2 separate regions of the Homo sapiens genome follow, and region 1 is linked to region 2. A link is a loop called in an ENCODE intact Hi-C map of the cell type or tissue named here. Cell type or tissue: chondrocyte. All regions are shown on one strand. Each heading gives the region's core, and the rest is flanking DNA. Links, peaks and the distances in the headings are about the cores only.

The links. Peaks named below come from ENCODE experiments on the same cell type or tissue, not always from the same donor. Only the 100,000 strongest peaks of a DNase experiment are listed, where the experiment ranks them.
Region 1: a loop joins it to region 2, with 2.6 times the contacts of the local background. A loop is called at or near these places in 3 of 110 quality-filtered maps.

What each region holds. Positions count from the first base shown.
Region 1 is chr11:121,462,207-121,471,658 of GRCh38, reverse strand. SORL1 (sortilin related receptor 1) reads right to left here. Exons shown (of 48, transcript NM_003105.6): 2 at 1,536-1,652. Among named protein-coding and RNA genes, the nearest start is that of SORL1-AS1, 14 kb to the right of the region's middle. RefSeq lists enhancers at 3,164-3,213, 3,594-3,643, 5,059-5,128, 4,692-5,891. In chondrocyte, for the core only: a CTCF peak has its summit at 4,753; a DNase peak (open chromatin) is centred at 4,906.
Region 2 is chr11:122,096,317-122,105,768 of GRCh38, reverse strand. The region is part of intron 4 of MIR100HG (mir-100-let-7a-2-mir-125b-1 cluster host gene); the gene reads left to right. MIR125B1 (microRNA 125b-1) reads left to right here and starts at 5,925; the gene lies at 5,925-6,012. RefSeq lists an enhancer at 1-192. In chondrocyte, for the core only: CTCF peaks have their summits at 3,706 and 3,910; DNase peaks (open chromatin) are centred at 4,918 and 5,334.

The sequences.
Region 1 (9,452 bases), core at 747-8,746, 630 kb after region 2:
GAGACCAAATCCGCATTCAAGAATTATAAATGTATCCTTAAGGCTAGTGTGAAAGTGCTGGCAAATTCATCAGAAGGTTCCCCCGGCCAGAATGCAGGGTGACCGAAGCTGTAAAGCATGGTGTTCCGTCTGCAGCCTCGCGCTGCCACAGTGTCAGACCCCAGGCTGAGGCAGGGGCTGCTCCTCTCACCCACAAGGAGGAGTCCAGAGCACAGGCCGCAGACCTGGGACCAGCCGTTGGGCGAGCTTTGGCCCTTACATGTGTTTTACCTGGCTCACGCGGTGTCTGTAAAAACTATACACTGGCTGCCAACTTGTAAGACTCAGCAGTTTTCACATGAAACTCCAGACCTCTGGGTTCCTCTGGAAAACCAGAAGATGTGGCAACACTGGGCCCAGCATCCTGCACGGCAACCAGAGCCTGGAGCTGACAGTCAATGCTCCTCGGAAGCATGCTTCTCCCGGTCCCCAAAGGCCCTTCCCCTTCCCCACGTCTCTCCAACACAGGAACCAAGTATCCATTAGTATGTTCAAATTAAGATATGGGAGAATGTTTCTTGAATGTGCATCTCCATCAAAAGTGGAAATGACATATATTGTCCAACAAGGCCACAGACTTCAAGAAAAATGGGAGAAACCATATTTCTCTGAGGAGGTAGAGTGTTGTAATGGCCAGGTGTGGTGGCTCAAGCCTGTAGTCTCAACACTTTGGGAGGCCGAGGCAGGCGGATTGTTTGAGCCCAGGGGTTCGAGACCAGCCTAGGCAACGTGGCAAAACCCCATCTCTACCAAAAAATATATATAAGCACAAAAATTAGCCAGCCATGCTGGTGTGCACCTGTAGTTCCTGCTACTCTGGAGGCTGAGTGGGTGGGAGGATGGCTTGAGCCCAGGAGGCGGAGGTTGCAGTGAGCCAAGATCACACCACTGTACCCCAACCTGGGTAACAGAGCCAGACCCCAACTCAAAAAAAAAATAGAAAAGAGTGTTATAAACTTGAAGGTGGCTTCACTCCTGTCCTTTACCTGCCCGGCCTCCCACAGGCCTTTGAGTTTATAACCCTTGGCATCTTGAGTCTTCAAAGTACCTCACCTACTAAAGATCACAAATACCCAGCTATAGAAATTAAGAATATTAGAGAATCAGTTTCAACAGCTCATCCCACTATAATGGGTTAGAAGAAACCAGCATATGGGAAAGGCCAATTTGATTCCATCGGGCTCAGCTGCAGGCAGGCAGCTCTGCCCAGGAAGGCACTCTGGTATTTTCTTGGGCAGATGCAACAATCCAGTCCATATGCTATTACTTCCCAAAGGTAATCACACATTGCATGGATCTGTTTGCAACACTGACTGCACCTCCCTGTGTTCAGCAAACAAGGGATATATCATTTTCTAGATTATCTTCCCTGTCATACAATTCATCCATTCCATGTTCCAATTACCCACTACTTTTTCCAGTATGATAATCCCAGTGGACCAGAAAAGGGCATGTTGATGGCACCAAGGTGTGCCCAGAGCCAACACAACACTTACATCACTGCTCTTGGGCCTCGCCAATGCCAGGCTATCTCGGGCCAAGGCCACGATCACGTTGCTTTTCTCTCCAGCCCAGTGCACCACCATCTGATTGTGGGAATCATTCAGACTAACCTGAAAGAGATCAATGTAGGAATTAGGACCCACGATAAGTGATGGCCACACACATTCTAAATCAAGACTCTTTCCTCCTTTGTCAAGCAGAAATGATGAAGATTCTGCCATCTAAAGCATTTGGGCCAAGGTGGCCTCTTCCCCTCCCACCTCATGCATATTCTGTCACACTCAACTTCCCCACAAAGAAATGAGTCCCCTGCTATTTTGGATGTAAAGAGATTGTAGAAAAGCTTCTTGGGCTCTCATTGGCATAACCAATTCCTTTGATTATTTTCATCCTTTATGATACCAATCTCTGGTTACTCTGATCCTTACTCTATGTATGACATGCACTGGTAAGATTTTAAACCAAAGCATGGAAACATTGCCCTTGTTCAAAAAAAATTCATAGGCCAGAAAGATCACATGCTTTTCAAACTTCTGTTCCAACTATGTTTTTTCTGGCTTGGTGGTACTGTCATTCACTTTCAGCTGGTAATGAGAAATGAGAGAAGTATCATTGTGAAGCTTTTCAAAATTATTTTTGAAAGGTCTCAAATAAGGAAATATTTTAGTTCTCAGACTTTTAGATTTGGTAAACCGATAAAATAAAAATGAGGAAGGCCAACAGAGGACTGGTTGGCAACTTCTATTCTGCCAAGTAAGGACATCACAAAAACAGGACTAGCTACTCTCTCAATCTCTTTCCTCTGCTTCCTGAGGACACCGCAGACTCTGGTCCAGGCTGTGGGGCAGAAGGTGTGGCCTGGGACTGAGTTCCAGCAGGTGTAATGTGAGAGAAGTCATCAGGGCCACTATCGGCCTGGCCCCCATGCAGTCCTCTTTTCTTTCCCCATCCGCAGGCCGCATTCAGAGGACTCCAAAGCCCCAGAGGAGGGCAGAGCCGAAGACGGAAGGAGGCTGCATCCCCATGGAAAAGACCTCCGCTAACCAGTAGCACTCATCCTGAACTTCTCATAACCCGGAGCCTCAACTCAGCCACACGCTGAGCCTTTGGGATTTGTCTGTTACGCAGCTCACCTTACAGGGCAATATGACCACTATCTAGAGTCATTGTCATTTTTTCAAAGATGTGTTAACACTGAAAACTGAGGAAGCATATCATCTCAGAATAAAGAACCATTGTTTCACTGTATGGAAAACTACATTACTTTTATTTTCTTATTTCACTGTTGGCTGATGGACACCTGTCTGAGGACTGGCATTTGAACACCTGAACCATACATTCCACCCACTCTGTGGAAAGCAAAGTCATGACAGGAATAACAAAAATTCTGAGAGCTGGTCAGGCTCGGTGGCCCACGACTGTAATCCCAGCACTTTGGGAGGCCAAGGCGGGCAGATCACCTGAGGTCAGGAGTTCAAGACCCGCCTGGCCAATACGGTGAAACCCCATCTCTACTAAAAATACAAAAAGTAGCCAGGCATGGTGGCATGCACCTGTAGTCCCAGCTACTCGGGAGGCTGAGGCAGAAGAATCGCTTGAGCTCAGGAGGCAGAGGTTGCAGTGAGCCAAGGTTGAGCTACCACACTCCAATCTGGGCGACAGAGCAAGACTCAGTCTCAAAAAAAAAATTCTGAGAGGTGGTCCAACACTCAGAAGCAGGACAATGCCATGAAACCAGGATCACAGGCTGCCTCTCTTGCTGAGCGATGTCTGAGAGAAGCCTATTCCACCAGCCTCCTCAACCTCAGCTGTCTGAGGCACACGTGGAAGGAAATCAAGCTTCTGGGACTCCAGCCCGCACAGTCCACCCCACCCACGAGTAAGCCTAGACTGATGACAGTTCAAGCCTGGGCCAACCTGCCCTCCGAGCTGTCTTCTCATCAAGGCTCTGCGGCAGAAAACCCACAGCTCCTTTCTCCTTCTCTCGCTTCCTCCCCCCAGCACACTCGAACTTTCCCCACCCACTCCTTGAGGTGCTCTCAGATGTCATCAGGGAAAAGAGAAACACCTGTGCCACATATTTGGCTGGCAGAAGGACAAAGCAGCTAATCCTTAACGACGTTACTTGGAGTTTTAAATACCTGCATTTAATTTGATCCAGGATCAAACTCTTTTTGAAAAACATTTGAAAGGCGACCTTACTTTAAAGAAAAGGACCTAGGAATATGTGTCCTTCCAAAATGTCTCTCCTCATTCCCAGATAGAGAAGTCCAGGCAAGCACTAACAGAGAAGTGCAAATAAGAAATAGAAGTAAATAAATTATTTAATCCAGAATGCTACAAAGAGAAAGCAGCTAAAGGAATCTCCTCCGGTCGCTGAAGCCTTCCCTTTTCCTCCTCTCCAGCCCAATCCCCTGGATCCATCTGGAGATCAGAAACTCACAACACATGTGCCCTGGGAATCCCAGCTAAAAGTTTCCTCCCCTCCCAAAACATCTGCACTCTTGAACCAGAGTGGGGATAGAAAACTATGCAAATGTCAATACAATAAAGGACTAGGAACCTAGAAAAAAAAAATCACCCATGTTCCCCTGGGATCTGGGATAAAAAGTCCTCAAATATTCAACTTGGGCATCCTCAAAGATGACATCAAAATGCTCCCTCTGGCAGGTAACACTCAGATAATGCTTTGAGTAGGTTGCAAAGCTTTCAGTGATCAGAGTGGGCAAAAGGTCTGAAGATAACTTGCTGAAATCGATCTACTCAGAGGACAGGAGACCTCCTCACCAATCCCAAGGCAGGTGAAAGGTGAGAAGAGCACCAAGGGCAAGCCTCAAAACATCCAAGGGCTTTTCTACAAAGAAAAACTCCCATCCTGGCTAACACGGTGAAACCCGGTCTCTACTAAAAATACAAAAAATTAGCCGGGCGTGGTGGCGGGTGCCTGTAGTCCCAGCTACTCGGCAGGCTGAGGCAGGAGAATGGCGTGAACCCGGGAGGCGGAGCTTGCAGTGAGCCAAGATTGTACCACTGCAGTCCAGCCTGGGCAACAGAGCGAGACTCCACCTCAAAAAAAAAAAAAAAAAGAAAAAAAGAAAACCTCTAGAAGGCAAGCCTGGTAAAACACCTGTTTGTTTGTTACTTTGTTTCTTTCTCTTCTTTTTTTTAAGGAAAGCTTTTTTTATTAGATGTCCCTTTTACTCATAAGAGCAGACTGAAAAGGGGCAGCCCAGTAGGGGGATAAAATCCCTGGCAAGAAATGACTTGTACGAGGGCCACCAGGCACTCGCAGGAACAGCTCAGCTCCTTTGCTTGGCGAGATGTCAGGCACATCCTGGTCATAAGAATAACTCCCTGGTGAGTCACAGCTGATCCCCAAGGCAGCCCGGGTGCCCATCCCCCCACAGCAGACCTAGTTGCAGGAATCAGGAATGGATGCGCGCAGGACAGGGGAGCCAGCAGGCAGGCTGACAGGAAGTAAATTTTATTATCAAGACATGCATTCTACCCTCTGGCCTCACCTGTCTCCTCTGTCTCCACCTTGCCCCCATCCTCACCCCCAGGGGAAAGAAAAGAAGTCAACAAAGCAGGCTTTTCCTGCTAGCTCTCCATGGCATGTGGCCAAGACACCAGCAGCCCAGGGCAGACCCCAGCAATCAAGAACAACCCACAGGTCCCTAGATCCCTTTACTTAATCAGTGGCTTCCGGTTTGTTTGGTTCCTTTTCCATCCATCCCCAAGGATCTCCCCCTGATCTCCCCTTTCCTCCTCCCCAAGCCTTTTTCCATCGCCAATCCCCCACACAGGTCCCACACCCAGAAGACACTGGCCTGGGAGTGGGTGGGAGGGTGGTTTTCCCAGGAACATAACCTTGACGTGCAATCAGCTATAACCACAACCCCGGGGTGTGAACAACCTTCCCTCTCCCCTGTCTAGCTCACAGGGCATAGCTGGAGCTTGATAAATGAGACACAATTAATTGGAGCTGTTAAGGCAGCAGGGAGGGGCCGAGTGCCTCCCCTCAGAAGGCAAACAGAGAAAAATTACATGCCACAGAAACCTCTGAACACAGAAACTGCATCATAAACAACAAACAGCATCTGGCTCATTGGCAGGTCGTTAAGAGTCAAGATAACTCCTCCCACCCCACCCCCCAAAGATCACCTGGCCTAGGGGGGTCCCATGCCCCACTGAAGGTCAGAATCACCTAAGAGGCCCCACTCCACGCCTACCGGCTCTGTCGCCCTCTGCCTGGAGCCCAGGAATCAGTCTTTTTTAAAAGACACACCCAGCCGGGCGTGGTGGTTCATGCCTGTAATCCCAGCACTTTGGGAGGCCAAGGCAGGCAGATCACGAGGTCAGGAGATGGAGACCAACCTGGCTAACACAGTGAAAAACCGTCTCTACTAAAAATACAAAAAATTAGCCAGGCACGGTGGCACGTGCCTGTAGTCCCAGCTACTCGGGAAGCTGAGGCAGGAGAATTGCTTGAATCTGGGAGGCAGAGGTTGCAGTAAGCCAAGATCATGCCACTGCACTCCAGCCTGGGCGACAGAGCGAGACTCCGTCTCAAAAAAAAAAAAAGGAGACACACCCCAACCCCAGGTATTTCTAATGCAGCTTCTTTGGGAAACAATGAATCTAGTTGATTCCCCTGCCTCCTGGCAGGAGTTGGAACTAAATGACGGTAGCTAGAAAGATGTACCATTTTTGGCGGGGGGGCTTGTCTTTGGGGATTTGGGATGGTCATTAAAACTCTAGGATATACTGATGATATATGCTACAATGTGGCTGAACCTCACAAACAATATGCTAAGTGAAAGAAGCCAGATACAAAAGGTCACATATTGCATGATTGCATGACACCATTTATATGAAATGTCCCGAATAGGTAAATCCATAGGGAGAGAAAGCTGATTAGTGGTTACGAGGGGCTGGGAGATTGGAGAGGAGGGAATCACTGCTTAATGGGTAAGGGGTTTTATTTCAGAGCGATGGAAATGTTTTGGAAATCATGGTAGCACAACATTGCGGCGATATTAAGTTCACTGAACTGTTCACTTTAAAATGGCTAATTTTATGTAATGTGAAATATACTCAAATTTTTTTAAGGCCTCTAGGACCTGCAGAGAACATTATATTTCTCAAGTGCTAATCAAGAACCTAGGAGCTTCCACTCTTAAGAAGTGCTCCTTTTATCTCATCTCAAGCCCTCATGCTACCAAAATATGCAGCTAGAATGAGTCATACAGGAGGCAGGCTGTGGACTGGGTCTCTGGCCAAACCAATCCTTCAAAGTGCTGTCAGCGGCATCTGCAGAGCCACAGCATCCGCACAGGCCTCCCTGTCCCCAGCTGGAGAAACAGCCGCAGGCCCAAGGCTAGCATCCACCGCCAGCTCACAACAGTGGATGCCACCCACACCTTGACTCGCCTCGGCATCTTCATCGAACAAGTCCATATCACCCCACAAGTGTTGTCCCTCAGCCCCCTGCGTGCCCTGGCAACCCGGAGAGGTGAAATGATTCACCTCCTATTATTCAGAGTGAGGGGAAGGACCTGCTACCACCCAGTCCTCAAGTTCTGGGTTGTTATAAATAGAGGGGAGGAAGTCAATGGCTTGGATGAAGGGACTGATTACTCATGCGTTCACTTGCGGATGAAGTAGGCACTGAGGTCTGCTAGGTGCCAGGCACCCTGTAGGCTCTTTAATCATTTCTTACCTGTTAGCTCACACAGAGCACTTCTGGGGGAATTAGGGTTGCAAGTCTAAGCCAATGATGAGAAGTTTCCAATAAAACCACCGAAATCTGTATAGTTGTTGAGGCTTATGCAGGAGGTGGGGCCACTGAATAGAATGGGTCACAGGTACCCTCTCTACACCTCTTTCAAATTGGTCAAACCCAAAAATCAGGATGTCCTAGACTCCCACAGCTTGCAGTCCTCACAACTCCTACACAGCCTCCTCCCAAAACGCAGTACAAGGAGGACAAATAAGGCAGTCTGATTCATTTCTCTGCTTCACTAGCAGTGAAATACAAAGAAGCGTTTTTAAAATTCTACAATATAGCATAAAACAAATATCCTGTCCTTCAACTGTGAGGACAGAAGGAGCCAGGCACTCCCCTGAACTATATGACGAAACTGAGGAAGTCAAAGACAGCCTCCTGAGGTCCAAGGAGAACAAGGTTTTCCCAAACCATCCCTTTGCATGGCTTAAATGCTAGGTATGCAAATTGCCTCTCACTGTCCCCTTTCAAGACTGTGTTCTCACTATATTTAGCAGGCTTATTATCCTCCCTGGACTGCTCACCTCAGAAGGAAAGCTGAAATCTAGTTTACGAGCACTCCCGGAAGAGAGGCCCAGTTCATGGAATCTCAGCTCACTCACTTGACTTTTGAGTTTGCTCAAGATGCTTCACCTACAGAACTCCTGAACTACTTTGCTGATGAATTCAGGCTGCCCATTTTCCAGATGAGGAAACAAGGAGAGAATAACCTTGGACTAGAACTTAGCATTCACTACTATCTCCTTCACTGGAGCCATGACCATTCTACAGAGAAAAATACACATATGCCCTTTCCTTTCTCTTTGCTAAAAGGATGATAATCATAATCTCACTGCCTTATAATATCAGTTTAGAGAGCTTATTTCCCTTTCTGATTGATCCTTGGCAGCGAGAACCTATCTACTGTTTACCTCTGTGTGCCACTCTGTCCTGGTGAACCCACTTTGTCAATGAGCGAATATGCTTTGCTGTTTTGGGAGGGGCTCCCTACTAAAAAGAAACTGTGGAAAACTCTCTTTCTCATGAACATAATATCACCCCTTAATTTACCAGTTGGCAAAAAAAAAATGAGGAAAATATCAAAGCCAGAAAGAATCTCAGAGAACAATTAAATGAAATGCCACCTTTTGCAAATGAGATTAAGCTCAGAGACAGACTTTAAGGCAATGTGGTGGTTCTCACTGCCTGAAAACACACGGCCATGTGCAGGAAACACAGTCAGAGTGAGCACAGCAAATACCCCCTCAAGAGAGCGCACCCCAAGCCAGGACTTGCCCTACGTGAGGATTTCCCTGTGAGCCCAAAGTCATTTCTCACAGCTCTTCAGGATGGTTCCAGACCACAGACTTGCCCTCTGCAGCTTCACCATGAATAGCCCCTCACCGCGTTCAGTCAATAAGTATTTATCAAGCACTAACTATATACCAGATGCTATACTAGGTGTTAGTAAAATGGCAGACTCACATCTGCAATCCCAGCACTTTGGGAGGCCAAGGCGGGTGGATCCCTCGAGCCCAGGAGTTCAAGACCAGCCTAGACAACATGACACAACCCCATCTCTACAAAAAATACAAAAACTAGACGGGCCTGGTGGCGCATGCCTGTAGTCCCAGCTACTAGGGAGTCTGAGGTGGGAGGATCGCTTGTGCCCAAGAGATCGAGGCCGCAGTGAGCTATGATCATGCCACTGCACTCCAGCCTGGGCGACAGAGCTAGACCCTGTCTCAAAAAATAAAAAAGAAAGAAAAATAACACGATTCTAGGTCCTGCCTCATAGCTCTGAATATAGTAGGGAAAACACGCATTAAACAACTAATTCCAGGAATGATGATTGAATTACTGTTGTTACACAGGGGACCTAACCTCATATCGGGGAGAGAGTGAGGCTTCACTGAAGACCTGACCTATGTACTGACACCATAAGGATGAAGAGGGAGGAGTTAGGGAAAAGGGGATGGAAAAGTGAGGCAGAGAACATGGACCCAGACCTAAGGCAGGGCAGAGCAGAAGCCAGGAAGGAGAAGGGCCTTGAGACTTGCTGTGTTTGAAAAATTACAAGATCAGTGTGGCCAGGAGAAAGTGGAATTATGTGAGATCTCCAGGTTTTAAAGGTGGAGAAAAA
Region 2 (9,452 bases), core at 801-8,800:
TGGGGGAGGGAAAGCCATTGATTGGGCCTTTGAAACCATGCCAGGAACCAAGAGCCAGGGGTAGTGGCAGAGGGGACGGCCAGGTAGGACAATTAAAACGGAAGTCTGGCTCCTTACAACACAGCATGGAGCGGGGCTACAGCATTTGCTGCAGTGGGAGGTGGGGCCAGTCTGGCACAGTCTGTGGGTTTGAAAGGAGCTGGGCGGGTTGGAGAATGCCAGTCAGCCTTTGTAGTTCTGAGCTCAGAGAGGGGGTGACACATACTGGGCTTCAGGTCAGAAGCCTGGCTTGGGTGGCTTTTGGAGAAATTTTCCCTCTGCTCCCAAACTCTTAAAAGGTGCTCATCACACCACTGGCCTCCAATCACAGCATAAGCACGTGTTCCAAAGGCCATCCTCCAGCAGAGATTTCGGCAGTGGTACCTGTTGGCTGGCTCATGGGGTCCTTTCCTTTTTCCATTCCCTGGAAGCCGTCAACTGGACTGAATACAACATCTTTGCGTCTTTTTCTTCACCCTCCCCACATGCTTGCATCTCCCAGACTCCTAGGGTTAATCCCCAGGACAACCTTGCTTTGAAAGAAAAAATGTGGTGAGCCTACTTGAAGATTTGGATTCCAAGAGGCCTCTGTCTGTCCTGCCTCAGCCAGAGCCAGACAGCCAGCTCAAGGAGATGGGCAATTTACAGAGAAAGCAGCAGTAAGTTTTTGTTGTTGTTGTTGTTTGTTTTCAAGGCTTGGTTGTTCTCCAGAATTAGGTCCCTGAAAGCATGGGATTTTCTTTTCCTTTTTTTTCTTCTTTCCTTTCTTTTTTATTTTCTTTCTTTCTTGGCAAAAATTAATAATACCCCCTTCTCCCCCGAGAGTGAGTCATAAAAGCAATTAAAAAGTTGCTTCTTCATCGCTGCTCATAACCTGGGTTAAAGTTATCTGAGGTTGATCTGTGTGTGCCTATTCTCAACATTGTAATATTTTCAAATGTACGTGCATTTGTTATAATAATTTGTGCTGATGGTTCTCCTCCAGAATCAATGCTATGTAACTGGCAGATAGATTGTCATTATGCTGAATTTGTCCCAGGACTTGCATAGATATCTTCTTTGGGGGTTTTTGTGCTTATTTGCTGCTTGTGAGAGAGAAGGATAGAAAGACTTTGGAAGGAGGGTGTGGTCCAGCAGATTTCGGCTTCCTCCCAGCCCATCAGTGACTCCTTCTTCCTGCTCCTCCCTTTCCTCTCCACTTCTATCCCAGTTCAGTTCCTCAGATCCAACCAGAGCCAGCTGTCAATGAAATACCTTCTGCCTTTCTTTTCTATTACAGTGTGGGTTAGACTCTGTCAGGTAGGAAACTACTCCCCATAATCAAACTCATTATGTTTGTGATCTCAGCATATTTGCAAACTTAGACATAGACCAGACAATAACATTTACCTTCTCCATTTCTCCCATTCTGGGATTTTTAGCCAAGGTAATAATAACAATAATAATACAGTATTTAGAAGGCCTCTAGCAATATTTCATCTTCTGAGAGTCTTACAGATGTTAACTAATTAATCTTCACAACACTCCATACAAGAGAGGTAAATATTATTACCCACGATAGAAGATACATATGTATATGCTAAGGACAGCAAACTAGTTCACTTATTTATCATGGTTCACTTGATATAGTAACTGGTATTTTTAAAACACCCATCATAGATACAACAATTAGAGATGTGCTTTTGTTAACAAAGCCACTACCCACTTCTAGCGTACCCTTGGGTACTAAATAATTACCCACTTTGTGTGGTTATCTAGCTCACTAATTACCCACAGAAATTGGGGTCAGGTGTTAACTGCTTGAAATAAGTATCCTCCAAAGACATCGCTGAGTTGTATAGAGAAAATGATGTGTTCATAGCAAAACTTTCATAAGCTATATATTTGTATATCTTTGTAAGCAGAGTGAATACAAGCAAGAGCAAATTAGCTTATTATGTGAAAATCATGCTGAACTATTGTTGCAAATATAGAGAGGTTTAAAAGAGTCTCGGGAAATCTCGTCCTCTATTTACCCTTCGTTTTGAAGATGGGTGCAATGACATGATTCCCATAATCTGGCCTTCATATAGAAGTACACTAAGACAATTGATGATTCTGGTTAGGAATGATTCATTTTGGTGTACAGGGAGGCACCCAGTGAGTCAAAGACTTTTTTTTTTAACAGCTCCACCCTTCATGATTATTCTAGCGTGTTTCTTTTTTCTCCATCAGTCTAGTGAAAACACCCCGTTAGCCAAATCTGAAAAAGATTCTAACCTAGTCACCAACTCCTGGCAACCACCTCTTTCTCCTTCCCAATAACGACAAAAAGAAAAAAAAAGTATTACAAAAATCCAACACTCTCATTTTGCCTTTAGCTGTTATGCGCTCCTCGCCTTTCCTCTCTACTTCTCTCCTCTCCCTTCTTCCTCTGTCTGTATCTTCTTCTTATTTGTGCATTTTCTCCTTTTCCTTGGCATCTAGGTATGCTTCTGCAGGTCTCACAGTCAGAGACAAAGCACAATTATGTCTGAGTTGAGCACAAAGAAACTATCTTTTAAAAATATTGACTTGGAGGAAACCTGCATCCTCAGATACCTTTCTCCCTTTCCTTGCTATTTACAGAATCTGACATTATATTTAATACCACGCTGCCGGTTGTCTGCATGATTCTAGGCAGGAAAATTGGGTTAGAACGGTAACATACCCACTGTGTACATAGATAGGTAGAGACCCTAATTTTCGGCAGATCCATGCCTTAAAGGATCACAGCAGAGCAGAGCTTTAAAAATGAGTGCCAACAGAAATGAGAGGAGATGCTCCCCCAATCAACTTAGGATGTCTTCCTTTTTTCTTGTGCCTCTTTTTTTTTGTCATCTGAAATATTACTTGTCATTATTGGGGAACTTGAGGCTGATCGATGAAGTGTATATGTGTCTGTCAGACATTTGAAGAGGAAAAACATGCTTCAGGAATAAGGAAAATGCCTGCAGTGAAAGCAAAGGGTCAGGATGAGCTTCAGTGACTGATGAGTTCATTTCAAAATCCAAGGGCACATAGATGGTAAATTAATACATATGGCAAATACAGTCAACGAGCAAACCCCAGCCACTGGAAGGAAAGGGAATTTTAGCTCTGTAGTCATCACATGCCTGAACAGAGAGTCTACATATCTTAAATGTAGATCCGAATCATTGCTCTTTTATCCCGCTAAATGCTGATTGCAAAGAAATATTTGGGCATTGTTGACTTTCCGTCCATAAAGAAAGGCCACCAAGATTCACAAAATCCATCACCTGCACTCATACATGCATGTGTGCTTGAAATTCCCCTAGGATGTGAAACAGTTAGGCAGAGAACTGCACTGTGGTCTCCCTTCCTCACTTCTTTCCCTCCCTGTTTTTCCTTTTCGAAAATGTGATACCTGATCTCTAGGTCTTGCGGGCTGAGAAATTTTTTGTATTTGTATAATGCAGTGTCTGGCCTTCCCCCTGACCTGCTGATGTATTTTTGGCCTCATTAGTAGTCAGGGAGATGCCTTAGTGCATCCAGCACTGCAAGTCAGGGATGAGACACACTACAACAGGAGAGGGAGCAAGCGCGAGAGGATATTAGAAGAGAGGCTTGTCTCCAAGATATGGAAGGAAGTGAGAAATGACAGGGCTGCAAGCTTTGTATGTAGGAGCCCGGCAGGGCGGGGGAGCGGCGAGGAGAGCCAAGTGGATTCTCAGAAAAGGGGGGAAGCCATCGAAGAGCTAAAGGTGATTAGAGGGGGATATTGATTTCTTATTCTGCCAGAGATTTAAGCAGGCATGCGAGGAATCTGCACCATGGTTGGCAAAAAGAGACCCGTTGCCTCCTGTAACCAGACACTCAGGCTTTCCAGGAGCCCAGGGAGCAAGCCGAGAAGAAAGGGGGCAGTGTGGTCTAGGAAAATTCAACTTGTCGCTGATTTGTGCCTGATGCCTGCTGTCCGTCAGCAGCCTCCCTTACAATCTTTTTTTCTCTCTCTCCTTTTTTTTTCCTTGCCTTCTCCTTCTTCACTGAAGCCTAGGGGAGCCAGTAAAGATTAAATGTGCTTCTCAAAGGCAGCCACTTCATGCTGCTATGTCGAAAGGGCCATTATTATTATTATATTTTAATGGTAAAAGAGAAAAGGAGAGAGGTTGAGCGAGCGAGAGAGAAGCTAGGTGTGATGATGACAGACTAGCTTTTCTGAGAGGAAAAGGAAAAGGGAAGGGAGAGAAAAAGGAGAGCCTCTGAGCTCAACGGAGGATTGTGCCTGAGAAGAACCCACAGAGGTGAGAAAAAAGTTGTCTTGAAGGTGGGGGTGGGGGGGCTGCTAAACAGACACTGTACAGAGGGAGAAGAGACATAATTTAGCTGTGTTGCTAGTATGATTCCATTTTTAAAGGAGGGGAGGGGGAGAGTCTAGAGCTCTAACTGTTTTTAGTTGCATATGGAAATATCTAAAAAAATATTTAGCATTTTTACTAAGTGCGTTGAGGCCTCTCCAGTGTCCTCCTGGCTGTGGCTGCTTTGTCATTCTCTTTGACTAGCCAGCCATCTACCTTGCTCAGGCCTGGAATAAAAGAAGAACAAGAAGAAGAAAGAAATGAAATGAAAAACAGAAAGAAAAAGGAGAAGAAACATTTGTAAAAGGGTCATCTTCCCATCTGCCTCCCCTCCTTTTCCTTTCATTTTTGGTGGCGGCACAGGAAAGCCCCACTTCCAGTCTGATGAGGAAAGCGACAATCTATCAGGTACAGAACCAGGGGCTGTCTGCGAAGATGGAGGGGAATTATGCTTCGGATTCCTCTGAAATATTGGCCAAAGGCTTCAAAGAATCCGCAGCGGGAGGTGCGGGGGGAATGTCTCTCCCCAGCCCGCACCCAGCCCTTCCCACTTCGTGTCTACCAAATGACAGCCTGGTGCTCGCTCTTGGTGATTTGGCCTTGACTTCAGCCAAGCAGCTGATGCAGACGAAGCCTCCGTTTGCAGGACTGGCAAAGTGCACGCTAAAGAAAGAAGGAAGAAATTTTTCAAAAAGCAGCTCTGGGGAGGTTTCATACTCCCCCCCCCCCCCCGCCTTTTTTTAATTTTTAAGTGAATATTTTCCAAATTTGATCAGTTCCAGCCCCTCCCTCCACTCCCACCCAACTGCCCTTTTTTCTCTCGTCAAAGCATAAGCTACAGAGTTACAGTCTCGAGATTTGGTGTATCGCTTCCTGCCCCCGCCTCCCCTCCCCGCCCCCGTTCTCCGTCCTCTATTGAAACACCTCGCCCAGCCTAGCGCACTGAGAGCTCTCATTTTCCCCCCTTGCTCGGGATGGTGCCACAGGAGGCTGTGCGGGCCCCGCTCCGCTTCGAATGGGTGAGTTCAGAACGCTATTCGTCTTTACACTTCTATAGCCTCCGAATCCTACTTCTTGGTCTTCTCCTTTGAAAACCCGATTTCTATGATTTTTGCATGCGGCATACTTGCCCTGGGGGAAAGAGATGCCTCCTATTTTCTCTTCAGTCATTTGTGCTAGTCGTAAATTAAAGCTTTGAAAAGACACTAAATCCTTATTGTAGACTATGGTTTTAAAAACTTGGGCATTTCTGAGTCTGTGCATATTATTTTCCGTTTTAGTGAACTATTTTGCCCAAATCTTGAAAGAGTTTTCTCTGATGTACTCGTGATCGTATGTGTATGTGCGTGATTGTATATGCGCCCCCAGATACTGCGTATGTGTGTATATATGTATTAGGCTTAAACGGAATCTCAATTTTGTGAAGGAAAGGAGCTTAGAGAAGAAATACCATACCACCTGTTTGTTGCATCTTAGTTATGAACCTCGAACAGAAATTGCCTGTCATTCTTGTTTTGCTTTGCTTTGTCTCAAGAAAGAAAACATTGTTGCGCTCCTCTCAGTCCCTGAGACCCTAACTTGTGATGTTTACCGTTTAAATCCACGGGTTAGGCTCTTGGGAGCTGCGAGTCGTGCTTTTGCATCCTGGAAATTTGGTGGAATTTTATTCTTTAAAGCAAAAACAAAAGAAAAGAAAGTTTGTCTGAGGTGATTGAGTATACCTCTGAGGTTTTCATTGTTAGATGGGATCAGGTGACCAGAGAGTGGCAGCTCCTGGATTTCTGTTAAAGTAGGTATATATTTTGCTTTAATAGCGTGTTGGCTGCTATGTGTATGTATGCATGTTATTGATGCCTGAGGCTTGTGGAACTCATCTGCCTGGTCTATTCCTTGAGAGCAACACGCAGTAGTATACGAGCGTAACAAGAACAGCTCAGTACCTGGTGCTTGACCTCAGAACATCTCAGCTGAAGTCCCAGCATGCCCCATGTCTCCAACTTTCAAACTCCACAGTTAATCTTAAAATTGTGCCCAATTAAAATGGGCATGTGAATATATTATATATTCAGTGTCCACACATGTGTATCATGGATGGCTAGACAGTGAACATACAGACGCAGATAAAGGCAAACTAATAGTTTGGAGTAAAATATTAATAGGTTAAAATTCTATTCTTGCAATTCCACACAAAGGATGGAAGTTATGGTATTAATAAAAATTAAGTTTGTATGACTTTGCAAGATTTTTTAAAAATAAAAGGAGGGATACCACCTCCTTGCTTGGTATCTTTTACAAAATGTTATACTTTATGGATATAAAGGTGATAAAGATTGGAAATAAATCTTCTAAATATGTAAAATGAAAGCAACAGCAACAGCAAACACAATTATCGTATTCTTTGGGAGTAACAAATACTGGTTTTCATTTTAAAACTAAGGAAAATTTTATCAGTACTTAAATTCAATCCAAAAAAGGTTTTATAACACCCAAACTGTACATTTAAAATTATCCTTTCTTAAGGTAATGGCTAGCATTACCTAGTTTGTAGTTTTCTTGAGCTGTAACTTTTTATAACTGAATCATTTCAGTGATTTAGGGCTGTCTCGTAGTTGGGGAAGAGAAACAGTAACTTACCTTTCCTTTGTTGTGAAAAATTCTAGTATAAAATATCATTTAAACAATTTTCGTATTATTGGGCCAACATTTCTCTTCTATGTTTGAAAAACACCTAAATCAACCCCAATCCAAATGCTTTCTTCTTCTAAAGACTTTATATTGGTTGTAGCCTTGTTTTATACATGTAATTGAAGGTTAGGGAAACTGTTCTTTGCCTGTTATTGTTTTTTATTTTAAGTGTTTATTGCAATTTTAGTCATTAATGCCAAATTGCAATCAAGAAACCATTTTGTATCAGAAAATTGAACTGAGAATATGAACTATGCAACGATTGCACCACGTCTTTTGTTGAAACCTCTTGTGTAGTAATATTAGAATATTACTTTCCAGTCTTTGATAGTCCGAATGTGCTTCAAAAAAAATAGTTATTTGATTGTCGAGTCATCGTTAGTTTATATTCAATGGTTTAATGACTTCCCCTACCTTAGCTGATGTGTATGCATAGGTATTTGGAAATTATAGCAAGGCATCTATTTAACTTACGAATCTATATTACCACATTATTCATATCCAACATTTGTAAAACAGTTGGTGCTTTTTGAAGTTAAAATATATCTGCAGTTTACTCTATGAAAATGTATACATGGATCAATAAAAACATGCCAGGTAAAATTCTTCCGTGATTTTCAGTGATAACAGGGTAGTAATTTAATACAAGTGTTTTAATTTGTATTTCAAGGCACTCTCAGGTTTTTACATGTTTTCAAGTGGATTGCTCATGTTCCGAGGTTGCTATCATACAACTGATCACCCAGGCATTTAAAAGTGCATAACGACACAAGATTTTATATTTCAGCAGGCAACTGCTTCAGTCAAGGGCAGGTTTCTCAACACCCCTTCTTCCTCACCGAGCCCATCAGTGAAGTTCAGTGAAATGAATAACATAATTGGTGGTTGGTTCAATCACTACCAGTCTAGACTAGCCCAGACGCATCAATTAGAGGGGGCTGTCTTTTAAAGGGAGAGTGCAACCGAAACAAGCAGGGCATTATTGATACTGATCTTTAAAAGTGCAAATCCAGCTTGGCAGATTAAAAAAAAAAAAATAAGGCGGGGAACTGGGGCGGGGGTGCGTTGCGGGAAGAAAAGAGAAAGAAGTGAACTGGAGCTTTCGGACACAGAAGGACAGGAAGCTTGAGAGAAAAGGAGAGGATAATGAGTGAAATGCAATGCAGCACCTCCTTGGAACACACAGTTACAATTCAGTTCACAGGGCACACTGGCTCACCGTATTTTTAACTAGTTTCTCTCCCCACCTCCTTTTTAAAAATTCCTTTTTTGCCTCTGTTTCCAAAGAAATGCCAGCTCAAAACCAAGGCAGTTGGAATTTAACAGCTCTAGGAAGCTCTAGTGAGAATAAAAGCCAAATAATATGAACCAGCCAAAATTCCTTTTGCAACATTTTTCCCCAAAAGAAAAATACAGAAGATATTTCTTTTCAAGTCTCTAATTCTACCTTTAAAAAATATGTGTACTAATGAACAGTATTCATTTTAAATCTAGAACCTGGGAATATATTACTATAGGCAAGACACCTTTAGGTAAAGAGCTCATAATTTTCCATTGAATACAGTAAAATTATAAAGAATGTAACAAAGGCTTTGGTAATTTGGTAGAGGGGCTTTTTGATGAAAAAAAGACAGATGATTTAGAAAGCGAGGAACACATCAAGCCTCAGGGAAAGAAAATGTTTGATTGGTATTAATTAAAACACTGCTAATATATTCTAATAAAATCAAATTTAACATTCTAAAGTAATCCTCTTGGTATGTCAAAGGAAAAGAAAAGTATTATCTTATTTGCATCTCTGCAATCCAAATGCATTTGCTCATTCAGCAGAATTAATTTTTATCACCAGCCTGTTTTATCTCCTCACAGATTTAGTCAAAGTTATTCTTTCAAACTAGAAAGGATCAGGGTGGGGAATCCATGGAAGGTATTGGAAGACTAGTGACTGTATTTAGTACCGGCTTTATATTTTACGATGTTCTTTCTCTTCATTCGCTGTAATGGGGTGTGGAGGGAAACGGTGAGACCGCAGTGAGAATGATGAACGGTTCATTTTTCCTCTTTCTCTCCTTGTACCTGCCAGATTATTTAAGAATTTCAGCTGCCAAATTATACGAATGCCATTTATTTACGTGACTGGTGTTGGTCTGTTGATTAATGTCTAATGTTTTTCTAATTTCAGACTTTAATTTACCGAAAATTCCTAATGAAAAAGGCTCTTAAGCCAGAAACCAATTGCCTCTTATCGGTTATCCCCAACTGTAGATCTTCTATGAGAAAGTGGGGAAGTGAATGTAAAATTTTATTCACTACAAACTGAGTTCTTTGTTCCTTTATTAAGTCAAAATTTCTCCAGGAAAATTTCATATTTTTATGAAACAGCAAGTTTTA